Regions from separate parts of the Homo sapiens genome. Here all the other regions are linked to region 4. A link is a contact called in ENCODE Hi-C or POLR2A ChIA-PET data. All regions are on one chromosome and are shown on one strand. The core of a region is the stretch at or near the end of the contact, and the rest is flanking DNA. Distances in the headings are between cores, read along the strand shown. Region 1 overlaps TSC22D3 (TSC22 domain family member 3). Region 2 holds the start of TRMT2B (tRNA methyltransferase 2B). Region 3 holds the start of PRPS1 (phosphoribosyl pyrophosphate synthetase 1). Region 4 holds the start of SLC25A53 (solute carrier family 25 member 53).

Evidence for each region. Hi-C counts contacts between places; a loop is a spot of excess contacts on that map. ChIA-PET counts read pairs that join two places held with the same protein, here RNA polymerase II (POLR2A). Pooled maps may share reads with other maps.
Region 1: a loop to region 4 is called in a pooled map, with 5 times the contacts of the local background. The contact joins the enhancer-like site here to the promoter of SLC25A53 in region 4. A Hi-C loop is called at or near these places in 1 of 37 single-sample maps with no recorded cell type and 3 of 50 pooled maps. POLR2A ChIA-PET finds 5 or more read pairs at or near these places in 1 of 52 experiments (OCI-LY7).
Region 2: a loop to region 4 is called in a pooled map, with 12 times the contacts of the local background. The contact joins the promoter of TRMT2B here to the promoter of SLC25A53 in region 4. A Hi-C loop is called at or near these places in 7 of 50 pooled maps.
Region 3: a pooled map shows a loop between it and region 4 (14-fold over the local background). The contact joins the promoter of PRPS1 here to the promoter of SLC25A53 in region 4. A Hi-C loop is called at or near these places in 7 of 50 pooled maps.

The regions. Positions count from the first base shown.
Region 1 is chrX:107,710,260-107,717,406 of GRCh38, forward strand. TSC22D3 (TSC22 domain family member 3) reads right to left here. Exons shown (of 3, transcript NM_198057.3): 2 at 5,640-5,691; 3 at 2,962-4,490. The coding sequence ends at 4,260. Among named protein-coding and RNA genes, the nearest start is that of TSC22D3, 62 kb to the right of the region's middle. RefSeq lists an enhancer at 6,423-6,502. Within about 2 kb of position 1,637, at least 26 of the 41 ENCODE cell types and tissues checked have a DNase peak (open chromatin) inside an H3K27ac peak, as active enhancers do; they include OCI-LY7, where a contact is called at or near this core.
Region 2 is chrX:101,047,696-101,054,733 of GRCh38, forward strand. TRMT2B (tRNA methyltransferase 2B) reads right to left here and starts at 4,416. Exons shown (of 14, transcript NM_024917.6): 1 at 4,122-4,416; 2 at 3,556-4,038.
Region 3 is chrX:107,623,692-107,630,248 of GRCh38, forward strand. It overlaps PRPS1 (phosphoribosyl pyrophosphate synthetase 1), which reads left to right and starts at 4,819. Exons shown (of 7, transcript NM_002764.4): 1 at 4,819-5,059. The coding sequence starts at 4,938. RefSeq lists a silencer at 4,657-4,706.
Region 4 is chrX:104,154,566-104,161,116 of GRCh38, forward strand. SLC25A53 (solute carrier family 25 member 53) reads right to left here and starts at 2,444. Exons shown (of 2, transcript NM_001012755.5): 1 at 2,313-2,444. It also overlaps a transcript of FAM199X not described here. RefSeq lists an enhancer at 2,218-2,517.

The DNA.
Region 1 (7,147 bases), core at 387-2,886, 3.6 Mb after region 4:
TGTGGCCATCCCCAGCTTGAAAGCCTCACACTTTGTGTCCCAAGCAGTCCTTGTCTGGAAATAACCCATCACCCACATTTCTGTTCTAGTCTACTTTTTCTTTAAATTGACAGACACAACTAAAATTGTATGCATTTGTGATGTTTTGAAATATATACACATTGTGGAATGGCTCAATCTAGCTAATTAATATATGCATTGTTGTTTTAGCTTTCAAATCCATGTCTTTGATTTTGTAGTGAATATAATTAATTCCTTTAAGGCCCACTGAATTCACAGCCAGTGTTTGTAATTATGTGTCCTGCCGCCCCCCCCCCGGCCCCGCCCACCCGAGTCTCTCTTTCTCTCTCAATGAATACCAAAAGTTCAAGTACTATAGAGTTGGGGGAGGTTTGAGAATATTTTTGACATAAAAAAAGGGCCCTTATTGTCACTAAGGTTGGGAACCACTGCCCCATGGGACATGTGGGAGCCATGGGAGTAGCACTAAGTTCTCTGGCTCTCAGTTTTCTCGTCTGTCAAATGGAGGTAAATCATAACTGCCTCTTTTTCTAAGGGCAGGAAACAGAATGTTTTGTACTCGGAAGCGGGGCCAGGGAGCAGTGCTCTTGTGATCCTTGCTGCTATGCTGGGAAGCCTCCATGAGGATGAGATGAGAGAATAGATGGGAGGGCACATGCAGAGGTGGCAAAAGCAGGCAGGGGATGCATACTCCTTCAAGCCTCATTATTATTTTCCTCGTTCTGGGTCCAGCTGGACCAGCTGAGCCCAGAAGCCTAAAACCCATGGAAGTCTTTCCAGGAGCAACGTGTTCTTTTGCCTTCCTCCACCCTTAGTCACTTTTCTGTGGAGAAACAACAACAGAAAGCAGCTCCTGTATGTGACTAAGAAACATCTACAAACTTCCTCTTATCTAGCCTAGTAACTGCTGTGGCCTCAGAAGTTGCAGTGTTTGTCTCTGTTTAGTCAGCGTTGCCTAGGAAACAAAGTTGTTCTCTCTTTACCACTATGTGACTGTGGGGCCAGTTTTTTCCCCTTTCTTGTAGAGAAAGGCTTGATGACCAGAGAGGTTTGGGGCGTTGTTGGGCTATTTTCTAGGTTTCCTTTTTTCATCTGCTTTTTCTCATTCAGCTGCAAGTCTGGCATGGGAAGTCTACAGAAGATGAACCAAATAGCCACAAAGTCTCTGAGCTAATTTTGAAAGGTGGGGATTTGGGAGTAAGTGGGGACTGGGAGAGCTGGTCAGGGTGAGGAATGGCTGCCAGGGGGCTTTGAATGCACTCGTTTGAAGTTTGTATCTGTACCAGCAGCTGTGGAATCTGCATGCCATGAACCAGTTGGCAGGTATAGACAATGAACCTGGCATTATGAATAGCAAGGTTGGGAGCAGGTGGGGAAATTGGGATTTGAGAGGCCAGCAAGCAGGAGTTTGCAATGTTCTGAAGGGTTTTGGTGATTAGAAAAGAACAGGTCAGCTGGGTGCAGTGGCGCATGCCTATAATCCCTGCACTCTGGAGGGCCAAGGAGGCAGGTTGCTTGAGTCCAGGAGCTCGAGACCAGCCTGGGCAACATGGCGAAACCTCCATCTCTACTAAAAATACAAAAAAATATATATATTCAGGAGTGGTGGTGCACACCTGTAGCCCCAGCTACTCAGGAGGCTGAGGTGAGGATCATCTGAGCCCAGGGAGTTGAGACTGCAGTGAGCTTTGATGGCCCCACTGCATTCCAGCCTGGGCAACAAGAGTGAGACCCTGTCTCAAAAAAAAAAACCAAAAAAAAAAACCCAAAATGTCAACATGTATGACCTTTACAGAGGAAGAAGCATGTCATTTTGATTACATTTAGGCAGTGGTTGATGTAAGGGGCGGGGGGCAAGATATCTTGGTCACCCTGAGGTTTGTGGCTCAGGAAAATCAAGGAGTTCTGTTTCCCCAATTTCAAGTGGGAAAAGGATAGGTATATATGCTACCAGAAGCTGAGATGGAATGGAGTCACTTGAAGAGAGGTGATCGTTTCCCTTGGGAACATAGTGGGCTTAGAACACAGCTCAGGGTCCAGAGGAAGTTCAGGTTAGGGCGTGGTAAAGGAGACACTAAGCACTCATCAACAACCAATCAGAGAAATGCTAGGTCTCTGGATGCTGGGGACATGGAGCTGGGAAAGGGTGATGGGTGATAATGAACCCCAAAGAGAGGTGGAGGAAGGAATCTGGAGCCAGGAGCCTTAGACTTGGCCCTACCCACGTGGTTGGTGGGTTTGGTGAGAGAACTTTCAGCAGTGTCCCTGAGAACTTTCAGCAGGGACTGAGGATATCTTTCCTTGGCTGGAAGTAAGGGGAAGAGCAAAGGAAAGGGGGGTGGTTTTGCTACCTCATACATTCTCCCTCCTTCTCTTACTAGAGCCTTCTTAGCTCCTTTGCCAAGTCAAGTGTCACATGTGGATTGGTATTAAGGAGAATGCATTAAGTGAGCCCAGTGATGTTTTCAGAAGACAGAAGAGGCCCACGCCTGTTGATTTGGTTCCGCTCTTCTCGCTCCCTCCTATGTATACCCTGCCTGTTTCTTTTGGGCCTTCCTCGGGGTATCTTTCCTCCCAAATCACCCCCTCAAGCTACAGTTGTGTGTTATGAGTCACCTTGCCACTCACTCCGAAGCTCTCATATGAAAGCGGAGCAGGAGAGGGAGGAAGGATCTGGGCTTGAGTCCTAATTCCCGTAATAGCCATGTGACTTTGGGCAAGTCACTTAAACTCGCTGAGTCTCAGTTTCTTTATCCAGACAGTGAGGGCAAACAGCATGTCCTTCATATGAGTATTGTGCAGATGACACGAGATCACGGCTGCAGCATAGGCCTGGCACTGACAGGGTGCTCAAGGGATATTCAGGGGGTCAGCAAAACAGCCCCTACTGGGTGAGGGGCCTCTCCCACCCAGTCCATTTATACTCAGTCAGACACCAAGTTTATTTTTAGAAAAACAGAGCAAAGTTTATTGAAATTTCAAGCTACATTTGGAAAATCAAAATCCAAATCCTGGAACCATACATCAGGATAAGGTGTCAAAAAGTGGAAAGTGTTCACTCTCACAAAACCCGCTACAGACAAGCTTTCTGGGCACACCTCCCAGGCTCCATTGGATCAAAGCCATCCCCTTGTTCATCCCTCATCCACAGTAGGACACCATCCTTCTGTTCACTTGAAAGTTTTCCACAATAATTACAAAACAAAACAAAAAACGTTTTCAAATGACACTGTGAAGCCCAAACTGATCTTCTCTCAACCCCATTCTATGTAGTCAGCACCAGTGAATGGTGGGTTTGGCATTCAAAACAGGACTTCACGTTTCAGTGGACAGCTGGGGAAAGGGTTGCAGCAGCAAGGCATCCGTGGCCGCATTCAGAGGCTGGCCCCCCTCCTTGCCTTTACTCTCGAGTCTTACTTAACCTAAAAGACAAACTGGGTCAACTTGGTAAATGAACACAGTCAAAGACTTAGCCATAAGAGGTAAGGGACCAGTCAATACTCCCAAGGCTGGTTAGGCCCTTCAACATGTAGGTGGATGTGTATATGTATACATCGCTACACTAAGATACAGATCTAGCCCTATGGGTATATATACGCATTTATGGCTATATAGAAAAACTATGCCAATACTAACCAAACAGAACTTTGTAAGCGGTCATCCCAAAGCTGTAATCCCACACTGGGCTGTGCACAAAGCCATGCATTATACCATATTAACCAACAGAAGGCTGACTTGGCTCAATCTCTCCCATCTGTGTCCCCTGCCTTCACGAAACAGAGGAGAAGAGAGAGGTTGCCTCTGCTTAAAACACAAGTGGCTTCTTCATAGGAACAGTCGTTGTCAGGTGAAGCTGTTGAAGATGTCCATGGAGATGAGAAACAGACCCCTTAAACTTTCTGGAGCAAACTGGTGTCACACCTCAAACTACCCTTCTCCTTTGCCAGTTGCAGCTAAGTTGCCCAGGCCCTGGGAGCCCCCAGGGCGCAGTAGCATTAGAGGCTCACTGGCTTGGTGTTACTAGGCCCCATGCAACTCAGCCTCCAGAGACCTGCTCTTGTCAGGGGTCTGTCGCTGGAGTGGACCCAGGTGGCCATGTCCTTAGGACATCTCTTGGCACCAGCTGTGCTAGGTGTAAAGTTCTCCTCGTGAGATGATGCTTGGGGAGCCAAAAACAAACTGGAAAGAACTAGGTAAAACAAGTTTAGTGGCTCTGCCCACCCTGAGGACAGAGCCACTTACACCGCAGAACCACCAGGGGCCTCGGGCACTTGTGGGGATTCGGGAGCTGGCTCTTCAGGGCTCAGACAGGACTGGAACTTCTCCAGCTGCTCTGGGCTTGCCAGGGTCTTCAACAGGGTGTTCTCACGCTCTAGCTGGGAGTTCTTCTCCACCAGCTCTCGGATCTGCTCCTTCAGGATCTCCACCTCCTCTCTCACAGCATACATCAGATGATTCTTCACCAGATCCTGCCAATGAGGGAATCATAACAAAGCCATTCCTTAGCCATCGTGGCCCCTCTGCAGCACCTTTGCTCTGTCATTGGTGTGCCTGTGCTGTCCTTAATGCCAGGGCCCTCCAGCCTTCCCTCAGTGAACTGGTCTGGCAAGTCCAATTCCTCGTTCACCTTTCTCTGAAGCACTTAAACCCTCATTCAGGAGAGCTACATGATTTGGCTTATGCTGGAGTTGAGAGCCCAGCTTTGAACTAGATAGGTTCTCCCCTGCAAGTTTCTAATGACTTTCAAAGCTGGCTGCTGAGGGGCCTTTGGGGTGACACTTCTGCTGTTTGCCAGTGGTTTGCTATGTCCCCCTTTTTACATAAGCCCCTACTGCTGCCGATCCAGATCTGGGGGAAGGGTAGACCTGCAATGCATCCCATACTGTTTGTCTGCTGTACAAATCTTAACCAAGAGAATAAAATTGGCTATTTTAGAGTCTCCTCCCCTCCATATGACCCAGCACATTGAATTGCAGCTGTCCTGCAGCCGGCCAGTTAGCACACAGGACATTGGCCTTGGGGAAAGGTACAGAACTGCCGCATCCTCTCTGAATTTGATGACTGCACTGGGGGCAGGGAAGGTGTCCTTAAGCTCCAGGGCACAATTAAGTGGCTCCCAACCGCTGAAGCCCTAACCCTCTGCAGCCATTGTGGCTGCTCCTTGGAGTATGACCTCTACCTGGTAAGGAGAGGGACAGGGGTGGGGTGCTTCGCTTCCTGTTTCCACCCAACTCCTGACCCCAGTCCAGGCTCTGCAGAGGCACTGCAGTGCTGTTGCATCCAATGAGCTCAGCCCCTTGCCAGCTGCACGATGCACACAAATGCAAGAGTCTGAGCTCCCTGCCCAACAACAGGCCCAGGAGAGAGTCAGAGCCTGCGGCAAAGACCTGAGATGGAGGAGGGAGGAAGAAAGGAGGGAGCCCAGGAAGGGAAGACTGGAAATGCCCTAAAAGGTGCCACTCTAATCAGACTCCACCTCCAGTGCGGATAGGAGGCAGGCTGTCGGCTTCCTCAGGGTTTTGGCTAAGGGCTTTTTCACCCATTCCCTCAATCCTGCCCAGAGTTACATAAGCAGCAGCTAAGTCAGGGGATGAGAATGACGCAGTGATGCCACTCACCATGGCCTGTTCGATCTTGTTGTCTATGGCCACCACGCTGGCTCCGGAGGCACTGCCAAGACAAAAAGCAAAGCGACCCATTACCCACTCGGTTCTACTCTTGAGTACATGGCAGTTGTGGCCAAAGTCCTCCATCTGCCTCGGCTCTTCCTCTCTCTCTCCTTCTCGCCTCCCTGGCCCAGAGTTCCGGACAGTTTGTCCCCAGATCCTTCCTTGGCCCCTGCAGGAAGCTGCATCTCCTCATCCAGGCCGGCTCAGCGCTGCTGCCGCCGCCCCGAGTTCCAACCGATCGGAGCTGCTTGCGAGTCCTGGGGCGCGCAGGCCACCGTGGCCTGCTCGGGCAATATGCAAACAATGGGGCTGTGCGACCCGGGGAGTCCCCCACAGCCGGCCTACAAGGTCCCAGGCAAACCTACCCGGCTCTGAAGCTAGCTAGGAATTCCTTCTCGGCTGGTAAGCTTCCGGCCTTCTCCCAAGCGGCGCACGGCGCTCGGCCAGCCCCCTGCCCAGCCCTGTCTGGTCCTGCCCGCCGCCCCTCTGCCTCCGGCTGCCTCTGCGGCTGCAGCAGCTGGTTTTCACGGCGCAGCGGCCGCAGGGACGCTTCGATGACGGATCCCAGAGCGGCGGTGACCCCCCCCTTCCTGCGTCCCCTCCCCCCCGCCCCTTCCCAGGATGCTGCACCGCGGGGAACAGGGACCGGCGGCACACAGCTCGCTCAGAGACCGGGCTCCTAGCCCAGCTCCGGCCGGCGCCCCGGCTCGGGAGGCGCCGGAGCTGGGGCCAGCGGTTACCTGTTGTCCAGCTTAACGGAAACCACATCCCCTCCAAGCAGAGAAGAGAAGAAGGAGATGGAGAAATTGTGCAGCTGGTAGACCGCCACCTCCATGGGGGTCTGATACATTTCGGTGTTCATGGCTCGGGCTGCTAGGAAGCTCTGGCCGGGTTTCGTGCGGGGCTGGGCGGCTGGGCGGCTGGGTGGCTGCTGGCAGGCTGCGCTGGGCTGGGCTCTGCGCTGGAGTCCGGCCCTGAGGCTAGGAGCGGGGCGAAGGCTGCAGAACGAACCCAAAGCCAAGCAGGCGCTCCAGCTGGAGTTGAAGGGAAGTGACTCGAGGGGTGTCACCTCGTATGTCACAAACTCCACGGCCGCCAGTCCAACCCAGACTCGGAGATATTTTGGCTCCTGCTTCTTTATATAGGAGGAGCCGGCTGCGTCACATGGCGTCAGGGGCCATGCAAATGAGTCCTGTACCGGGCTTTGTGGCCCAGTTAAACCACATCCCCTCCCTGAACCTTAGGCTGGGACTGTAAACAGTTCAGCACTTTCTTGTACCAACTGGCATCTCCAAAGAAGGCTCTGGAGATCGATAAAAACCAAACTGGAGCTGATTTCTAGAGAAATAAGAAATACAAATGCCCTAACAAGAGGCAGAGGGCATTCAGTAAAGAACAGCGCTAGTTTGAAAAGCTCTTCTTCAGGTGGCAGCCAGCATGCCCCCATGGCTTTGCAT
Region 2 (7,038 bases), core at 3,166-5,665, 3.1 Mb before region 4:
GTGGCAGGCACCTGTAATCCCACTACTCGGGAGGCTGAGGCAAGAGAACTGCTTGAACCTGGGAGGCAGAGATTGCAGTAGGCCAAGATTGCAACAGAGCAGAACTGGGCGACAGAGCGAGACTCCATCTTAAAAAAAAAAAACAGAGATGGGGTCTCGCTATGTTTTCCAGGCTGGTCTCAAACTCCTGGACTCAACCAATCCTCCTGTCTCGGCCTCCCAAAGTGCTGGAATTATAGGCATGAGCCACCATGCCCAGCCATAAGCACCTATTTTAAGTACTTGGGACACTTGAATGGACTTGGCCTGACATTCTGTTAACCTGCTGTGAAATTTGTATTTTGCCCTTAAGCTCTACCTTGGATTTCATCCCAATGTTAAGTCATAGCCTAATTCAGAATTTTACATTTATACACATACACACACACACACACACACACACACACACACACACACAGAGAAAATTATTGCTAAATTAACATTCCATGATCAATAAGCAACATGGAGGATGACGACATAGGTGCTGCAATATTTAGCCCATACACCATTTTGTATGATTACAAAGTACTAAAGAAAGTGACTGTCATAGCATGTGACATTTGGGGGATTTCAAATTTTTTACAGAATATACACTTAAGCTGGCCCAGAGTTCAGGTGTTAATGATAGCACTCTCCACTCAACACCCACCCCCATCAAGAAGCAACAAGACAGTACAGTTAAGAACACAGGCTTTGAAGCCATGTTCTTTGTTACCAAAAAAAAAAAAACAGTCTTACTTTGTCGCCCAGGCTGGAGTGCAGTGGCACATTCTTGGCTCACCGCAACCTCCGCTGCCTGTGTCAAGCCATTCTCCTGCCTCAGCCTCCCGCGTAGCTGGGATTACAGGCACCCCCCATTGCACCCAACTAATTTTTGTATTTTTAGTAGAGACGGGGGTCTCATCATGTTGGCCACCCTGGTCTCGAACTCCTGACCTCAAGTGATCCACCTGCCTCAGCATCCCAAAGTGTTGGCATTACAGGCATGAGCCACCACATTCGGCTGGAGCCATGTTCTAATCCCAGCTCTACTTCTCACTAGCTATGCGGTTTTAGGTAAGATATTAATACTTAAGTGCTATGAATCTCAGTGTCACCATCTATACAAATAGGACTGAGAACACCTATCTTTCACAGTTTTGGTGAGAATTAAAAGCATTCAAATATATGACATGTTCAGGACTGTGCTTAAGACAGCCAGTGCTCAACATGTGTCACTGCTCTTTCTTAGGCTCTGATTCAAAGCATATCACTTGGTTTCTTCATGCCTCAACATCTCCAACCTGCAAAACTGACAAGATGTAACAATGCATGCAAGTGCTGTGAGGATGAGTACAGTTTGTGGGAAATTTAAAAAACAACATACACACACATAGACACATAAATTTTCTGACCCTCTACATGAGTGCCTGCTGGAGTGTAGTGAGGTTATGGCCTGTGCTGGACTACCTGTTAATACTCTCAAAAGTGTGTGGCAGCCGGGTGCAGTGGCTTACAACTGTAACTCCCAGCACTTTGGGAGACCAAGGCAGGAGGATTGCTTAAGGCCAAGAGTTTGAGACCAGTCTGGGCAACATAGCGAGATCCGGTCTCTACAAAAAGTTTTAAAAATTAGCCAGGTGTGGTGGCACACACCTGTAGTCCTAGCTACTTAGGAGGCTGAGACAGAAGGATCACAAGTCCAGCAGTTGAAGGCTGCAGTGAGCTATGATTGTGCCATTGCATTCCAGCCCGGGAGGGAGACCCTGTCTCCAAAAAAAAAAAAAAAAAAAAAAAAAGCCAGGCGGGGTGGCTCAGGCCTGTAATCTCAGCACTTTGGGAGGCCAAGGAGGGTGGATCACTTGAGGTTAGGAGTTCGAGACCAGCCTGGCCAACACGGTGAAACCCTGTCTACCAAAAATATACAAAATTAGCTGGGTGTGGTGGCGCACGCCTATAATCCCAGCTACTCAGCAGGCTGAGGCAGGAGAATTGCTTGAACCCGGGCAGAGGTTAAAGTGAACCGAGATCATACCACTGCACTCCAGCCTGGGCAAGAGACTCCTTCTCAAAAAAAAAAAAAAAAGTGTGTGGCCTGTGAGAATGTACGTATTCGATATGGAGGATGGCAAAAGCCAGAGAAAGGAAATGAATGAAGAGGCAAGAGACATAAAGAATGACATGGTGGGTCTGAGAAGGCCAGTGGCCTTGAAGCCCAGACTACAGGGGAAGGGAGTAGAGCTGATCCAGGAGAGGGGTCCTGTCCCTCCAGTCAGCAGGAAAGTCAGGAGGAAGGAAACTGCAGGCCCATTTGAGGATTTGCAGAGGAGGGACAAGGAAGCTGGGGAATTTGAAGATAGCTATTCCCACCCCAACGACATTTAGACTTTTTTGTGAGTGTGTGGGTCCTCTCACTGGTGACTCTGCCATGACTGTAGTTCATTTGCCCTATACCCCAGCAGGAGGGTCCTTGTCCATCTAGGTCTCTTCCAAATTATCAAGTATGGTTTAAAACAGGACCTTATTATTTCAAGGTGCCAACCAGCCATCATTCTAGGTAAAGAGCCTGTCATATTTAGTAACTTCTGTGGTGAAATTTCTTTTTCAAGGCAGCACACTCATACTAGTCAAGGTGAGTTCTGTTTCTTTCTTAATGTCAGGGGAGACATTTGTTCACAGAAGAGACTATTTTCTTTTTATATTTTGTCCTGTTTTAAATAAGTGCTTGGGGCCAGGTGCGGTGGCTCACGCCTGCAATCCCAGCACTTTGGGAGGCCGAGGCTGACAGGTCACCTGAGCTCAGGAGTTTGAGACCAACCTGACCAACATGGAGAAACCCTGTCTATACTAAAAGTACAAAATTAGCCGGGTGTGGTGGCGCACGCCTGTAATCCCAGCTACTCGGGAGGCTGAGGCAGGAGAATCGCTTGAACCTGGGAGGCAGAGGTTGCGGTGAGGCGAGATCACACCATTGCACTCCAGCCTGGGCAACAAGAGTGAAACTCTGTCTCAAAAATAAAAATAAAAAATAAAAAATAAATGCTTGGGGGCCAGGCTCGGTGGCTCTCGCTTGTAATCCCAGCACTTTGGGAGGCCGAGGCAGCCGGATCACAAGGTCAGGAGTTCGAGAGCAGCCTGACCAACAGAGTGAAACCCAGTCTCTACTAAAAATACAAAAATTAGCTGGGCGTGGTGGCAGGCGCCTGTAATCCTAGCTACTCCAGAGGCTGAGGCAGGAGAATCACTTGAACCCGGGAGGCGGAGGTTGCAGTGAGCCGAGATCGCACCACTGCACTCCAGCCTGGGTGACAAAGCTAGACTCCGTCTCAAACAAATAAAAAATAAAAATGCTTGGGAGTTTTTTCCTCAGCAAAAAAAAAAAAAAGCGTGTGAGCAGTCGTGCTCGACTGTTCTATACCTGCCTCAGGAATTGATCAGGAAGAGTCCTGGAGTCCAGAGTAGCCCAAATAGGAAGGCAGGCTAACTCTCCTGTGCTCAGAGAGGTTCAAATCAAAGAGACTATGTGGTAGGTCTCACCTGCGCAGGGCCAAGGATCCCTTTTGGAGCAAAATGTTCACCCACCGACAAGGGTCCTGCTTGCACTCTCTGCTCACCCTTCCTTCAGCTGGACCGGCTCCAGACACTATTCCTTGCTAAACCAAACAAGCAAATGGGTTGACTGCTGTGTCGTGTCCCGAATGCAGCCCACAGGCAGTCAGGTCCTTGTCTCCCCAACAAGACTCCACTAGCCCTTCCATTCCCTTCTTCTTTAGGCAAGTTCTGCCCACTGTGTCTGTAGGAAGGGTTAACAAAGAGGAGACACTAGGAAAGGCTACCACTAAACTTGGCCGGTCTGCAGGGCCCGGGAAGGACAGAAAGTAAGGGAGTGGGAGGAGTTAGGGCACAGGCCCACGCTGGGCCGTACACGACCTTGCGCAGTCACCGTCGGGTCCCGTCTCCAGCCCCGCCTGCCTCCTCCATTCCCCGCCCCGCGGACAGTTTGGCATAGTAGGGAGTTTTCTGTAAAGCAAGGGTTAAATCAGGTTTTCCGGGCTATTTATCCACCTTACCTTCCTTCGTAACCAATAAATCCTCTTACAAACCTGAGGCGGCAAACTAAAAGGCCAGCGGATGGCCTGGTTTGCTGCGGCGGGGAAACAGTCACTTCCTGGTGCGCAAGGCGCCTCTACTCCCGCCGCACGCGCAGCCAACCCTTGGCAAGCGCGGCGGGACACGGGGCTCCTCCCAGCGTCGGCGAGGCAGCAGGCTCCGGCACCTCGACTCCTCTCGGGGAGTACCCCTCCCTACTTTGCTGGGGGAACCTTCTATGGAGACCTTCCTTAAAAGCACTCATAGCCCTGACACCCGCCGCCTTCCTTCTCTAAGTTCTCCTCTCCTCCCCTCCCCGGGGCCCCGCCCACCACCTGCTCTTTCCTCACCGTCCCATTGGTGGATCTACATAAGAGACTCACGAAGACGTTCACACTGCAGTGTTAACTGCGTTAGCCATCCCAGGGGTGCTTGCAGTTTAAGTCTTCCAACTCAAGGAATAGTTTTCTCATGATAGAATTGCAGACATCAGATCCCTAACGGGTTGGAAGATTGGGAGATGAGAAACAGGGTGGTTCCGTGAAATGGCATCCTTTGGTAAAAGCCAGATCTATTCTGGGCCGTGGGGTTTCTCAAGCATTCATTCTCTTTTAACACTGCATCAGAAAAATACTTTATAGTTTCTTCACTGGATCCCACTCAAGACTATTAAATCCTAAACCCTCAGAAATAATCTTTTTCTTCAACTACAGAACTCAAAAAGAGGACAGATGTCTCTTTTTGGTTGATTCACTACCTCCTGGACTACATTCAGTAATACCTCTAATTTTTAGAGGAGTCATTAGCCCAGCCACGAGTAAGAAAACTTGAAGTATACACACATCTGTGTGCTGTAAAATATTGTTGCTTTAATAGAGTAAAATTTACAGCAAAGTGAACCTACCGAGGTGGGTGCAGTGGCTCACGCCTGTAATCCCAGCAGTTTGGGAGGCCGAGGCGGAAGGATCACCTGAGGTCAGGGGTTCGAGACCAGCCTGACCAACATGGTGAAACCCCATCTCTACTAAAAATACAAAAATTAGCTAGGCGTGGTGGCGCACGCCTGTAATCCCAGCTGCTCAGGAGGCTGAGGCAGGAGAGTCACTCGAACCCAGGTGGTGGAGGTTGCAGTGAGCTGAGATCATGCCATTGCATTCCAGCCTGGGCAAAAAGAGTGAAACTCCGTTTCAAAAAAAAAAAATAGTGAACGTACATTTAATGATATTTAATTTTTATGCTTAATAGTAATTGTGCTCAAGTGGAAAACACTTTGTAGTCAACATTTCATGTATTAATATTTATTCAAAGCATAACATGCCTATTATGTGCAAGGCAATGTGTTAGCCTTAGTGAGTACAGTAGTAAATTAAACAAGGCCCAATACTTCAAATAGCAGCAAACATTGAGTCAGTCAGAATAGGATTCAAAGCCCAGATCTGCCACTTATTTTCTATTTTTCTGTTTTTTGAGACAGAGTTTTGCTCTTGTTGCCCAGGCTAGAGTGCAATGGTGTGATCTCGGCTCACCGCAACCTCCGCCTCCCAGGTTCAAGCGATTCTCCTGCCTCAGCCTCCCGAGTAGCTGGGATTACAGGAGTGCACCATCACGCCCAGCTAATTTTTGTATTTTTAGTAGAGATGGAGTTTCACCACGTCGGTCAGGCTGGTCTCGATCTCCTGACCTCAGGTGATCCGCCTGCCTCGGCCTCCCAAAGTGCTGGGATTACAGGCATAAGCCACCACCCCCAGCAGATCTGCCACTGATAAGCTGTGTCCACTGAGCAAGTTATTTAATTACTCAGTGCTTCAGTTTCATCATCTGAAAAAAAATGTCCACAATAATTTTACCTACCTCATACGGTTGTGACAACGATTAAATGAGTTAATACACACAAAGTGCTTAGAATACAGTAAGTACACAAAGTTAGCTATTATCATTCAAAATAAGTTGATATACTGTGTGTTCATACATTCTGAAGAAAATAAAAATATTTTACCCCAAAATAAATGTATTTGCCATATGTTTGAAATGGCTGCCTCAGGACCAGAGGACTGAGATGGGGGAAATTTGCATCTGTAGAGAACCTCCTTGAATACAGCCAAGCTTCCCATTTCTATGCCTTACCTGGATCCAGGAGAGATTGAGAGTCTGACATCTTTAAAAGTTTGAAAAGAAGCATTTACCAGCTATTCTTTCGGAAGGAGGCTTCCTCTACATGACAAGGCCACCTTCACAAACCAAGTCTCTTCCTTTCTTCCATAACCTATCTTGCCACTAAAACCTGTTTTTGTATATACTCTGAGTTCGTCCACATTCTTTCTGTAATTTCTTACTTTTTTTTTTTGAGGTGGAGTCTCGCTCTGTCACCCAGGCTGGAGTGCAGTGGCGCGATCTCGGCTCACTGTTGCAAGCTCCGCCTCCCGGGTTCATGCCATTCTCCTGCCTCAGCCTCCCAAGTAGCTGGGACTACAGGCGCCCGCCACCACGCCTGGCTAATTTTTTGTATTTTTAGTAGTGACGGCGTTTCACCGTGTTAGCCAGGATGGTCTTGATCTCCCAACCTCGTGATCCACCCGCCTCGGCTTCCAAAAGTCCTGGGATTACAGCCGTGAGCCACCACGCCCGGCTTTTTTTTTTTTTGAGATGGAGTCTCGCTCTGTCACCCAGGCTGGAGTGCAGTGGCGCGATCTCGGCTCACTGCAACCTCTGCCTCCCGGGTTCGAGCGATTCTCCTGCCTCAGCCTCCCTAGTAGCTGGACTACAGGCTTGCACCACCACGCCCAGCTAATTTTTGTATTTTTAGTAGAGACGGGGTTTCAACATGTTGGCCAGGATGGTCTCGATCTCTTGACCTCGTGATCTGCCCGCCTCGGCCTCCCAAAGTGCTGGGATTACAGGCATGAGCCACGCCTGGTCTCTTTCTGTAATTTC
Region 3 (6,557 bases), core at 3,569-6,068, 3.5 Mb after region 4:
CAGTGGCGTGATCTCCGCTCACTGCAAGCTCCGCCTCCCGGGTTCACGCCATTCTCCTGCCTCAGCCTCCCGAGTAGCTGGGACTACAGGCACCCGCCACCACGCCCGGCTAATTTTTTGTATTTTTAGTAGAGACGGGGTTTCACCGTGTTAGCCAGGATGGTCTCAATCTCCTGACCTCGTGATCCGCCCACCTTGGCCTCCCAAAGTGCTGGGATTACAGGCGAGATGGCTTCTTTTCTTAAACCTCATAAACCAACCTCTGCTAACTTCATACTTTTCTTCTGCAGCTTCTTCACATCTCTCAGCCTTCATATAAATGAAGGGAGTTAGGGCCTTGCTCTGGATTAGGCTTTGGCTTAAGAGAATTTTGTAGCTGGGTTGATCTATTCAGACCACTCAAACTTTCTCCATATTGTCAATAGAGCTGTTTTGCTTTCTTATCATTCATGTGTTCACTGGAGTAGCACTATTCATTTCCTTCAAGAACTTTTCCTTTGCATTCACAACTTGGTTAACTGGCACAAGAGACCTAGCTTTCAGCCTATCTCAGCTTTTGACACGTCTTCCTCACTCAGCTTAATCATTTTTAGCTTTTGATTTAAAGTAAGAGATGTGCAACACTTCCTTTCACTTGAACTCTTAGAGGACATAGCAGGGCTATTAATTGGCCTAATTTCAATAGTGTTGTCCCTCAGAGAATAAGGAGGCATGAGCAGAGACAGGGAAATGGAGGAATGGCTGGTCAGTGGAACAGTCAGAACACAGAAGACACACAACATTTATCATTTAAGTTCCCTGTCTTATATAGGCATGGTTCATGGCACCCCAAAATGATCACAATAGTAGCATCAAAGACCACTGATCATAGATCACCATAACAGATATAAAATAATAATAATAAAGCTTGAAATATTGCAAGAATTACCAAAATGTGACAAAGAATCACAAAATGAACACATGCTCTTGGAAAAATAGCATCAATAGACTTGCTCAATAGAGGGTTGCCATAAACCTTCAAGTTGTAAAAAATGCAGTATCTGCAAAGCACAATAAAGCAAAGTGTGATAAAATGAGGAATACTTGTGGCTGGAGAGAGGATCTATAGTGGTCATAAAATTCTCAAAGGGGTCCATAATCTCTAAAAGGACCCCTTTTAATTTAATCTGAGATTTTAATTTAATTAATTTAATTTTAATTTAATCTGAGATTAGTGAATCTCAGATTCACAATGTCTTTATCATTCCTCTTCTTAAACCCTACAGCTACTGGCATAGTTAATGACATTACTAACTTGCTCTCCCAATCTGGTTTGCCTGCCTCCAATCTCTTCTCTATTCTTCACCCCACACAGAAAAGTTTACCTAAAGCACAGTTATGATCGTGTCATGCTCTTACTCCAGAACAGTCAATGGCTTCCTATTGCCTGCGGAATGAAGTCCCAATATGGTACTTGATATTCCAGCAAAACTAAACTATTTTCTCTTCTTCAAAACCTCTCTCTGCTTCCTCATCTTTTCTTCCTGCCTGGGAGATCCACCTCCTCTCAATCATTGCCTGTCAAAACCCTACTCATCAATCAAGGCCTAGTTCATGTGCTTCTACCTCCAAAAATATTTCCCAGGATACTCCATGCAGAGGTGATATCTTCTACCTCTGGACCTGCAGAGCATTTTGTTTGGGCCTTATGGGAGACTTCTAGTTGCATACCCAAAATTCATTCTCTCTTCTTTCTGGGAACAGGGCCACCTAACAAAACATTTCCTAGTCTTTCTTGCAGTTAGGTGCGAATTGTGACTGAGCTCTTGCCAAAGGGATGTGAGAGAAAGTGGGATGGATAAATTTCATCTCACTTGCTTAAAAGGAAATCCCTTGCCTAGACCTCTTCTCTGAGCTAGAATGTGGATGTGTCCATGACCTAGCATGGAGCAGAATCATCCCACTGGCTTAGACCAGCCAGCCTGTTATGCAAGAGAGAAATAATTTGTCTTACTAAAGCCGCTATATTTTAGAGTCTCCTTGTTACAGCAGCCTCCACATTATCCAAGCACAGGCTTCTCTATGGTAGCGTATTACATTGTCTGTGCTTTGTAATTATTTGTATAAATGTCTTATCAACTTTCTTTGGAAGTTAACTCCTAATCGGTCTTCCTGCTTCCTATCTTGCCTCCTACACTCTGTTCTCAGTAGCTGGGGTGATCTTTTTAAAAGGGAAGTTAGATTATGTCACTCTTTGCTAAAAATTCTTACTCAGTTAAAGCAAAAACCCCTAAAATAACCTATAAGGTTCTGCATGATCAGCACTCTCCCCACAATCCCTTTTTTTTTTTTTTTTTGGAGACAGGGTCTCTCTCTGTCACCCAGGCTGGAGGGCAGTGGCGCGATCTCGGCTTACTGCAATCTCTGCCTCCCAGGCTCAAGTGATCCTCTCATTTCAGCCTCCCCAGAAGCTGGGACTACAGGTGCTTGCCACCATGCCCAGCTAATTTTTGTATTTTTTGTAGAGATAAGGTTTTGCCATGTTGCCCAGGCTGGTCTGCAAATCCTGAGCTCGAGTGATCCGCCCGCCTCGGCCTCCCAAAGTACTGGGATTACAGACATGAGCCATCGTGCCCACCTGAGTCCCCCAATCACTGTTTTGTTTTGTTTTGTTTAGACAGAATCTCACTCTGTCGCCCAGGCTGGAGTGCAGTGGTGCGATCTCCGCTCACTGCTGCAACCTCTGCCTCCCAAGTTCAAGTGATTCTCTTGCCTCAGTGGGACTACAGGTGCCCACCACCACGCCTGGCTAATTTTTGTATTTTTTGTAGAGACGAGGTTTCGCCACGTTGCCCAGGCTGGTCTTGAACTCCTGAGCTCAAGTGATCCGCCCACCTCGGCCACCCTGAGTGCTGGGATTACAGGCGTGAGCTACCGTGCCTGGCCGGCCTCCAATCACTCTTATCTCATTGACCTCACTTTCCTCCTTTTCTCTTATAGATACATTCCACCTCCACCACACAACACTCGTCCCGCATTGGTATTCCTCAAACAAGCGAGATACATCTGCCTTAGGGTATTTGCCCTTTCTGTTCTCTTTGCTTATCGAGATATCAACATGGCTCATTTTTTTGTTTTTTTTTTCCTCCTTCAGGTCTTTGCCCAAATGTTACCTTCCAAGACAGGTCTTCTCTGACCACCCTACTTAAAATTGTACTCCTCTCCTCTACACTCTGGCACATTATCCCACTTTCCTTGCCTGATTTTTTTTTCCACAACACTTATTGCCATTTGACATACTATGCATTTTGCTTATTTACATGTTTATTGTTTGAGAATGTAAACTCCATGACAGCAGGGTATTTTTAATTGTTTACTAATGTATTCTTGTGCCAATACACAGGGCCTAGCACATAAAGAATGTTCACTAAATATTTATTGAATGAACGAATCCCTTGGGGCAAATACTTTGTAGTCCCCTCAACGCCTTGCACACTGCCTTGCATGCAATAGAACACTCAGTAAATATTTGATGAATGGCCTATGATGGAAGACTACTAATATTCTGCCTTGCAGTTTACTTCCTTCTCCAAGTATTCCTATATACATGGGCCTACATTAAATTTCTGAGCTTGTAAAAGTGCAAAAAAGGTCAGAAGGAGAAGTCCTCCATGGACACTGCTGAAAATAGCAGTAAGACAAAGACAGGATGCTGCTTTGAGTATTTTCTGCCTTTGCCACTTAGATAAATCCCTCTCCCACCTCCATCTCAGTTTTATCATATGTAAAACGACTATATGATCTCTGAGGTCCCTTCTATTTTTACATTTGGTAGTTATGAGCACTATGGTCACTTTTGATTCCAGAATTGTATGATTTTTATCTTCTCCTAACCCATGCTTAAAATATGCTTAATGGAAACATGGTGCAAGAATAAAGGCTCACTTAGGTCCAATTAACAAGTATCGCTATAAAAATAATAAAACATGGTGTAAAAGGCCACATTAGCAACATGTAGCTGATGACATTGAGGCTTACATGAGGCAGACAGGACTAAAACCCAGGTTTTTTCAAATCCCTTCAGGGCTCTTTATCTGAAGTCCCATAGAACACTATACTTTCTTTCCTTTCCGAGGGCTATAAAAGTTAGATCTTTATTGTCCAGATAGTTTGGAAAATCCATCTTCCTTCACTTGTTTCAACATACTTGGTTCCAGCACTAGAAACAAAACAACTTTCTCTTGCAGTGTCTCTTGGATGATTCAGGTGGCATGCCTTCAGTCACTTCCCCCATGTAAACTGTCTTGCAGGCAAAGGCGACACTGCAATTACAATGGGCAAGCAAACTCCTTGCATGCACGTCTGTGATGTAAAAGTGTTTTAATTCAGCCCCATCCTTATAAAGAGATAAAAAATGTGTTCAGAAACATGCAAACTCGTGGCTGTCATCCTGATAAACAGATTTTCTTAAAGGAAACTGTAAACCAGAGCCAGACTTACTTTCCTGCGCTGAGGGAGGGGAAATAAAAAAGCAGGCATGGTTGATTTCCCGCTAGCGGGAACGATCTGGCCTCAGACGTCACCAGCATCCCTCCACCCCCAGTCCAACGTCTCCTGTCCCCAACAGCCTAGCTACAGGGGGCCGGGCTATGGGTTAGTCTCGCCCCCGTTCATGCTCTTCACCCAATACCTGAGAGAATCGGAAGGAGGCAGAGCTACACCGAGGACCAAACCCCGCCCTTCGCTCCCTCTTAGCTAATCGTTGCCAGCGGGGTGTGGACTTCGCCGCTGACCCCACCTCCGCCGCTTTGGGTAATTTAGAGCCGCGCGCCGGGCGGGAATGTAAGATGGCGGAGTAGCAACGCAAAGCGCTTGGTATTGAGTCTGTGGCCGACTTCGGTTCCGGTCTCTGCAGCAGCCGTGATCGCTTAGTGGAGTGCTTAGGGTAGTTGGCCAGGATGCCGAATATCAAAATCTTCAGCGGCAGCTCCCACCAGGACTTATCTCAGAAAATTGCTGACCGCCTGGGCCTGGAGCTAGGCAAGGTGGTGACTAAGAAATTCAGCAACCAGGAGACCTGGTAAGGACCAAGTTGGGACCCTGACTAGACCTCACCTGCCCAGGCGGCAGAGTATAGGAGGGATGGGGTCGCCGCTTGAGCTCAAACAGACTGGGGGTTGGGGGGAGAGGGTGCAGCTCTGTGACTAGCCTACCCCACGGGCTGTTTCCGTTATTTTACCTCTCGCGGGAGGGTCACGTTCATTCTTACCGTGCGGTGGGGTGGAGTCAAAAGATGGAGTGTGAGGCGAAGCTTCTGCGTTTGAGGGCAAGGGCTGGGGGACCCAATAGATAGTGGCTGCATAGAGCGACGAGAGGGGACCGACGCTTAGCCAGGGCGGTAGGGACACGTGGCTTGGCTTTGCTGTTGAGCCACCCAGGCTGGACTGGGTTGCTTCAGCTCTTAGACTAGCTTGCATTTAGAGAGCCTACCTGCGTACTGAGCTCTCCTGGTCTTTCTTTTCCTAGAGTCCAATAAGCAGCTTTTTGATTCGAAATGGTGTTGGTCCGTTCGGCTTGGTGTTGAGGGAAACTGACATTATATACTGCAGGCGCCAAAATTATTACGACTTCCCTTAGATCAGCAAGCGTTGGCTTTTCTCATCTTATGAATCATCTACCTGAGTAATTGGAGCCATAAATCTAGTTGATTTGTTAAAGTGATGCGTTGACTCTGCATCCTTGATAGCCAGCATCTCAGCTTGAGCCATCCAAAAAATCTTGGAAATCTCAATTCTGGAATGTTTGACCTTCCCCAGTGCAGCTAGTGGTACAGATAATGCAAAAGCGTATTTTTCAGTAACCGAGTCCATCCTGGACTTGGCTCCTTCTTTAAGCTCTGTGTAGGGAATTTAGGAAACAATTTTATACCTGAATGTTAAAGATAATTGAGGACAGGCAATGTAGTGGAAGACTAGGATTGGACAGTGCATTGCAACTTGCGTTTTTTCCATTGCCTTGCCAGTAAAACTTGCTTCCTCGACTCCGACTTACACCCTCTACCGGCACCATGGGACTGTTTTAGAGATGACTTGGTTACCTGATTATTTCAGTGCCCCTTCCACCTAAGTGTGGGATCTTTAGTTTCTGATAGGTGTAATTTGTATTTTATTGTTACCCTATCGATTAAATCAGAGCCCTGCCCACAATCTTACAGATTTGTTAAGGGGAAAGTTTTCACCTAATAATCAGATAAGAATATTTCGAATATTTTTTCCTAAATGTTTTTGCTTACTTTTTTGCTTTCTTTGGACTGATTTCCAAGTTTAACTCGCCTTATCTCTTTTAGACCCAGCTGATAAAGTAATGTCACCGATAATGGACAGCTTCTTCCCGAATTATTGTGCTACTGATTGTGATGCAAATGATAGTGTAAACATTGCCATCTGTAACCAGGCAATACCTTAGTTAAAAGAGGCTTACAAACTGCTGTCTTTAGATTTTTCCAAACCATTATGGCTCATGGGCCTTAATAAAGAATACAAAACAGGACTAGACTTTGTGATTGGCAATATAGTTAG
Region 4 (6,551 bases), core at 1,194-3,693:
GTTATGGGATCAACCTAAGTGTCCATCAGTGGATGAACAGATAAAGCAAATGTGCTATACATACACAATGAAATATTATTCAGTCTTCAAAAATCAGGAAAATCTGTCCATTGATGAGCCTGGAGAACATTATGCTAAGTGAAATAAGCCAGGCACAGAAAGACAAATACTTCATGTTCTCACTTGTATGTGGAATCTAAAACAATGGAACCCACAAACACAGAGAATAGAATGGTGGTGATATTTCAAAATTTCATATTCCAAAAGAGCTAAGAGTACATTTCAAATGTTAGCACCACAAAAAAACTATTAAATTCCATGTTGAGTCATTTTTGTGTAAAAAAAGATAAAATTTTAGGTGATGAATATGTTATTTACCTTGATTTAATCATTCTACATTGTATATATATAAAATACCACTTTGAACTCTATAAATGTATACAATTTGTAAATATACAATAAAATTATACAAATATAAAAATAAAAAGATTTTCTAAGCAGTGTCAAATAAGTCCATTTTATTTCATATCTACTGTGTCTGAATTCAGACATGCCTGACGTTTAGGAGTGTGCCTAGCCTTCCCTAGGGGAGATATTCTTTTTTTTTTTTTGAGACAGAGTCTCACTCTGTTGCCCAGGCTGGAGTGCAGTGGCGCAATCTTGGCTCACTGCAACCTCTGCCTCCCGGGTTCTAAGAGATTCCAGGAGATATTCTTTCCAATTTATTGTCAGCTCCGTTTAGACCTATAGTTCTCCAAGTATGGCCCCATGTCCAGGAGTATCAGCATCTCCTGGGAACTAGTTAGAAATGTAAATTCGGGGGTCCACTCCTGACCAACTGTAGGGGCAACTCTGTGGATGGGACCTAGCAATCTTGGTTTTAAGAAACGCTCCATCTGATTCTGATTCACAGGAAAGTTTGAGAGCCACTGACTTAGACTGCTATACTGTTGTTTCTCTGGTAAACAAAGAGGCTTCTTTTCTTGTTCAGAGAAATATTGCTTAGGATTTCTGGTGGGTGCACAATTCCCTGCTGTGAACCGAGTTTGCTGGAAAACCAAGTAACTAGCACCTCCATCGTAGTCCTACCCAGAGCTTGCAGGCTTTGCACTCACGTAAGACTGATTCTTCCAGAGGCGCCTGGAAGTCCCATTGTGATGGGCAAATGCTCTTACCAGAAATAAACTAGTTGTGGGGACCGGGCGCGGTGGCTCATGCCTGTAATACCAGCACTTTGGGAGGCCGAGGCAGGCGGATCACTTGAGGTCAGGAGTTCGAGGCCAACCTGGCCAACATGGTAAAACCCCGTCTCTACTAAAAATATAAAAATATAAAAATTAGCCGGGAGTGGTGGTGGGTGCCTCTAATCCCAGCAACCCGGGAGGCTGAGGCAGGAGAATCACTTGAACCCGGCAGACGGAGGTTGCAGTGAGCGGAGATCACGCCACTGCATTCCAGCCTGGGCGACAGAAGTAGAGAGACTCCTTATCAAAAAAAAAAAAAAGAAAGAAAGAAAGAAAAAAAAAAAGAAATACACTAATTTTGGGCCTTAAATGCTACTCAGTTCTCCAGTTCACCTCAACAGGGAGGGAAGGTGCTTGGAGGAAAATTGCACTTCGTTTTTGCCCTGCTTATTTTGTCTTCAAAATATATGTTAAATCACCGCATCAAAGAGCCGTCCCAGATCTCAACTCCCAGATGAGTTCGGTGGCACCCAATAGATTTTCATAACACAGGATCTATCTCTGTCTCCTTGTATTGTAATAGCCTGTCTCCAAATGCAGATAGCAACCGGCAGGCTGTAAATGTCGAGGAAAAAGCCTAATTCCTTTCCTCATCCGGAGCCTCTAGTGCAGTACCCAGCACAGAGCAGGTACTTGGTATTTTGGTAAGGGAAATCAATCAACGCATCAATAGCAGAATCTGAAACCAGGGACCTAGATCTTTCCAATAAAATCATCCTGCTGAGATGTGACTCAGATGTACTGGTGCCCAGCAGACAACACGTTTTCGCCCTGATTTTATCCTCCATTCATCCGTCCGCCCCCTCCCCCATAGACCCCGCCTGTCCCCAGCTAAAAATAATGAGGGGATTCACACATCTCAGTGTCAACACACACAACACAGTTGACACGCCCCTTAATCCTACAGCTACGCCATCAATTCTCGCCGCCGGGTCCGTCCGCTTGTCAGTTTCCCCTACTCCTCATCCCCTCGCAACTTCTGATCCCCTATCACTTCCGTTCCCGTTTGCCTGCTAGGCTGGAAGCAGGATGTGTCTACGCCCTCAGCCCATAAGAAGTGCTACAAACCTCCGCCTCGCTCGCTGTCATGGCGGCGACCGACGGCCCCTTTCCTGTGGCCTCAGAAAGCAGCGACAGTCGCAGTCACCGGACCTTCGCCCATCCGCCGCCCTCACTTAAGCGACGCACAACGGAGCTCCCACAATCCTCTTTGCTTCCGCTCTCTTTATTTCCGCCTCCCCCGCCCCCGCCTCGACATTAACCGTTTCGCGACTACGTCAGTTGGCCGGTCTGTTTGGGAGAGCCAGGCGACTAATCTGGTATAGAGACCGAAAAACACAGGTAAAAAGACCTAAAAGACTTAGTCATCTATTGGAACATTTCCCCAGTTTGTTTGTAAGTTGGCTTGCAAGCTTATCAGTCATTCTCAAACAGGAGCTTAACTTACTTAGGTGAACAGTTCATGATGACGCCTTTAAGCTGCTAGACCAACCCAAACTCCGAATTTGCAGTTTCTGACCTTTCACCTTGAACCTGTGCCCTTTCTACCCTCTATTCTCCATCTCCTTTTGGTTCTTGTCTGACTCTTTAGCTGCATATGTAAAGAGCACAGACTTTGAAACCTGAGCTCCCGCGTTCGAATCCCCACTGTACCACTATCTAAACATGGCATCTTGGGCAAGTGATTCAAGCATGCTATTCCTTGGCTTTTTCATCTGTAGAATTGGTATAATAATAGTACTTACCTCCAGAGTTGCAGTAAAAATATTAAAATTTCACATGTGAGGAGCACCTAGAACATTGCCTATCATGAAGTTAAGCAGTATATTGAAATATAAATTATAATGATTGAATTTGATCTCACCTAAGACCTCTGGCTAATAAATAATAAATGATAATAATCATTTCACCTGGGATAGAGGGGATTGCCCTGTTCTCTCCAGGCTGAGGCTGTAATACCTGATTCTAGGGACTGCTGATATGGAAATTACTACCACTCTGGCTGGAGTCAGAAGAGTATATTAAAGAGTCTCTTTGTACTGTCCTAAAATAAGCAAAATCCAACGTTTGCAGTTCTATGGACCACGCACTATGATAAGTGCTTTAAACCCATTTTGTTGTTATTGCTTCATCCTCACAATAGCCCTTTGCTGGTTCTTAAGTGTATTACCCTTTCCTGTCCTCTTTGTCTGCTTAAAGCAGCTAAGAAAACTCAGATTAGTCAGATTGCATATAAATCAATAACTTGCCCACGGTCACAGAGCTAATAACAAATAGAGCCAAGACTTAAACTCAGATACATTCAGATGTGTCTTGGTATTTCTCAAATATCACTGAGAAAAAGGCCACCATAAATTCTTTTCAAGTGCTCTCTCTCCCCCAACTCCCCACCCCAAGAATTGCCTGAATGCCCATACAGAAAGACTAGGTTCTCTTCAGAAGCAGAAGGGCAGAACCCACTAAGGCAAAGATCTCTCCCTTGAAGGCTGGCAGCCAAGGAGGTGACTATAGTAGGAATTGGCATAACCAGCTCACTCATTGCCCTCCACTGTGCCACACAGGCCCCATTACTTCCTATAGTACTGAAGACCACTGGGGATAAAGGTACAGGGCCTTCACCTCATCCCACCGTTCTGTAAAGCTTGGATATTAGCAAAGATCTTGCTTATTTTAGGACAGTACAATGAGACTCTTTAATATACTCATCTGACTCCACCCAGAGTGGTAGTAGTAATTTCCATATCAGCAGTCCCTAGAGTCAGGAATTACTGCCTCAGCCTGGAGAGAACAAACCAATCCCCTCTGTCCCAGGTTAAAACAAAACAGGAATTCCCTCTGTTCCTTCAGAATGTACGGTACCCAGGATGTTGTTATTCTTGCTCCACACCTACCCACTCTCACTTCCCAACTTATCATCAGGCAGTCCACAATGGTTTTTTCAGGGGAAGGATTGGTGATGGTGAAGGGACTGAAGGAGAAGGTAAATCACCAGGTTTGCTGAAGGTAAATGAAGCACTGCCTTGTCCCTACCTCTGTACCTCTTTTGTAGCTCCCTGACCTTCTTTCTCATTTGGCATTTCAGAACCCATCACTCCACACCTAGGAAACCCTCTTGGGTTTGAATTGCAGACAAATCATCTTGTCTTTTATTTTTTCCCCCAACACCCAACGATAGCACACATGTCTGGGCTTGGCCAAATTTAAAAACAAAAATAACAGAGGTAGCACGGAAAGACTTTTTACTTAATTTTCTCCATTATTTCTAGCTGTCAAACTATTAGAAAGTGTCAGTGTAAGGGGTAGAGCTGTGAGAAGTCGAGTTTCAGAGGCGAGGAAAGAGAAAAATCCTGATGCAAAGCAAAAGTGTTGGCAGAGGAAAGACGAGCCAACAAGAGTGTCTCTAGGGCCGGTAGAAATAAACAAATGGTGGAGATTGGTGAGTGGGTTTCATACACAAAGAAACCTTTCCCTTTTAGCTCCTTTCACCCTACACACCATATCCCCATTCCAGAGACTTCATCTGCCTTAAATTCTCCTAACCAACCCAGTTCTTTCCTTGCTGGGCATCTTGCCCTAATGGCAGAATTCACCACCAGCTGCTACTGCTAAGCAAACTGGGTAGTTGAGGGGAGAGGATGTTCGTAAACCCAATGTTAGAAAGGGAGATGTGTTCCTAGCATCCTTAGTCGTACTCATAGCATATTTTTAGAAGCAATGCTCTACGTACATAATTTAAGTGTTCAGGTTCTGCAGTGCTTTCTTCAGTATGTTTCAGTTATTTGTTTCTTCAGAGCTGTTCTGGGGTCCTAACATATATATGACAGTGTTTCTATACCATAGTGTTTTACACAGCTGGTGACCAGTTCAGGCCCCCTTTACAAGGCAGATAGATCCATCCCCCAGCTGCTGTGGGTATTAGCTGATGAATACAGCTGCTTCCTTCTCTGCAGAATTGCACTCTGCAGAAGAGGTTCATTGCCTGGGAGATTTCTGTTTAATAACCCCAACCCCTACACACACAACCCTGCAGCCAAAAGCAATGACTAACTGATGATGAGAGTACAAGGGTACCTTGCCTCAAGGTTGACCAATTCTGTGGTGTAAATCCTACTCCAGAGCTCCTCCTGGGATTAGGCTAGAGCTTGTTTCCAGCGAGCTTAGGTTTTTTCCTCCAGCCATATCCTGCTTCTCTCACTCCGCTGCTGCTGAGAGCACTCGCTCTAAATCACTGGCCCAAGAATCATGCCCCACCTTAGGCTCTGCTTCTAGGGAACCCTAATACTCATCATGCTCAGCTCATGTTTGTCAGAGGATCATGTAAAGAAGTCCCTCTGTAGGCCCTCTGTTGTAGGCAGAGCCATCGTACCCATCTCTGGGGAAGTCAGGAGTGAGTTAAGATGTAACTGGATAAGACCTCTTAAGTCAAACTTGAACATCTGTCCTAACTCAGATTAAAATGAGATCTGGCCTATTCCTGAAATCTACTGTCTTGGTGACACCAGCAGACTACATTCTATCAAATTAGAAATGAAGATATATCTGTTTGTGCTTCATTGTGGAAAAATTATGTTTTTATTAAAAAGAGTTATGTGGCATTTGTTAAAATTTTAGTTAAGTCACAATTATTTTGTGATAGACACTGCTATAATAGCATGAATCTTAAATTTATCAGCTGTTGGTTGCTATATGTTTGTTGAGTGTAAACTCTGTGTTGTCAAAGATGATCAAAGAATGAGCCCAAGGTTAGATACCTGATAAGCATGCTCCGATTAGTCTAGAAGTGTTAAAAGAAAAAGAAACAACAACAGACCGGATTACCAGCTTGCAAATAATAAAAACATATCCTAATTTAATAATTCTTCTATGATTCAGAAGACATATTGGATCATCTTTACAAACTTCAATCATAATATTGTAAAAATGTACAAGTACTAGTTAAGAGTAATGTTCAGATTGAAAAAAATGTTCAGGTTGAAAATGACCAGATTGTTGAAATATATATTTGCAAGGATGAAAATTTCAAAACATCTAGCATCTCCTCCAAAGTATATATCCTATTATTTACATAGTAAATAATGTATAGTCACTGATTCTAATCTCACTTGACTAAATCCATTCCTCTAGCTACAATAAAAGAACCAAGATAATAATTTTCTTTAGGATTACCTATTTCTGAATATATTTTAATACATTCCTTTTGCTATGACCTCTTGTAATTGGTTCCTTTTATTATTTTTATTTACATGTATTATATATCATAATTTATTTTAATTCCTTTTTTGCTGTTTAGCAAAATATATGATCATC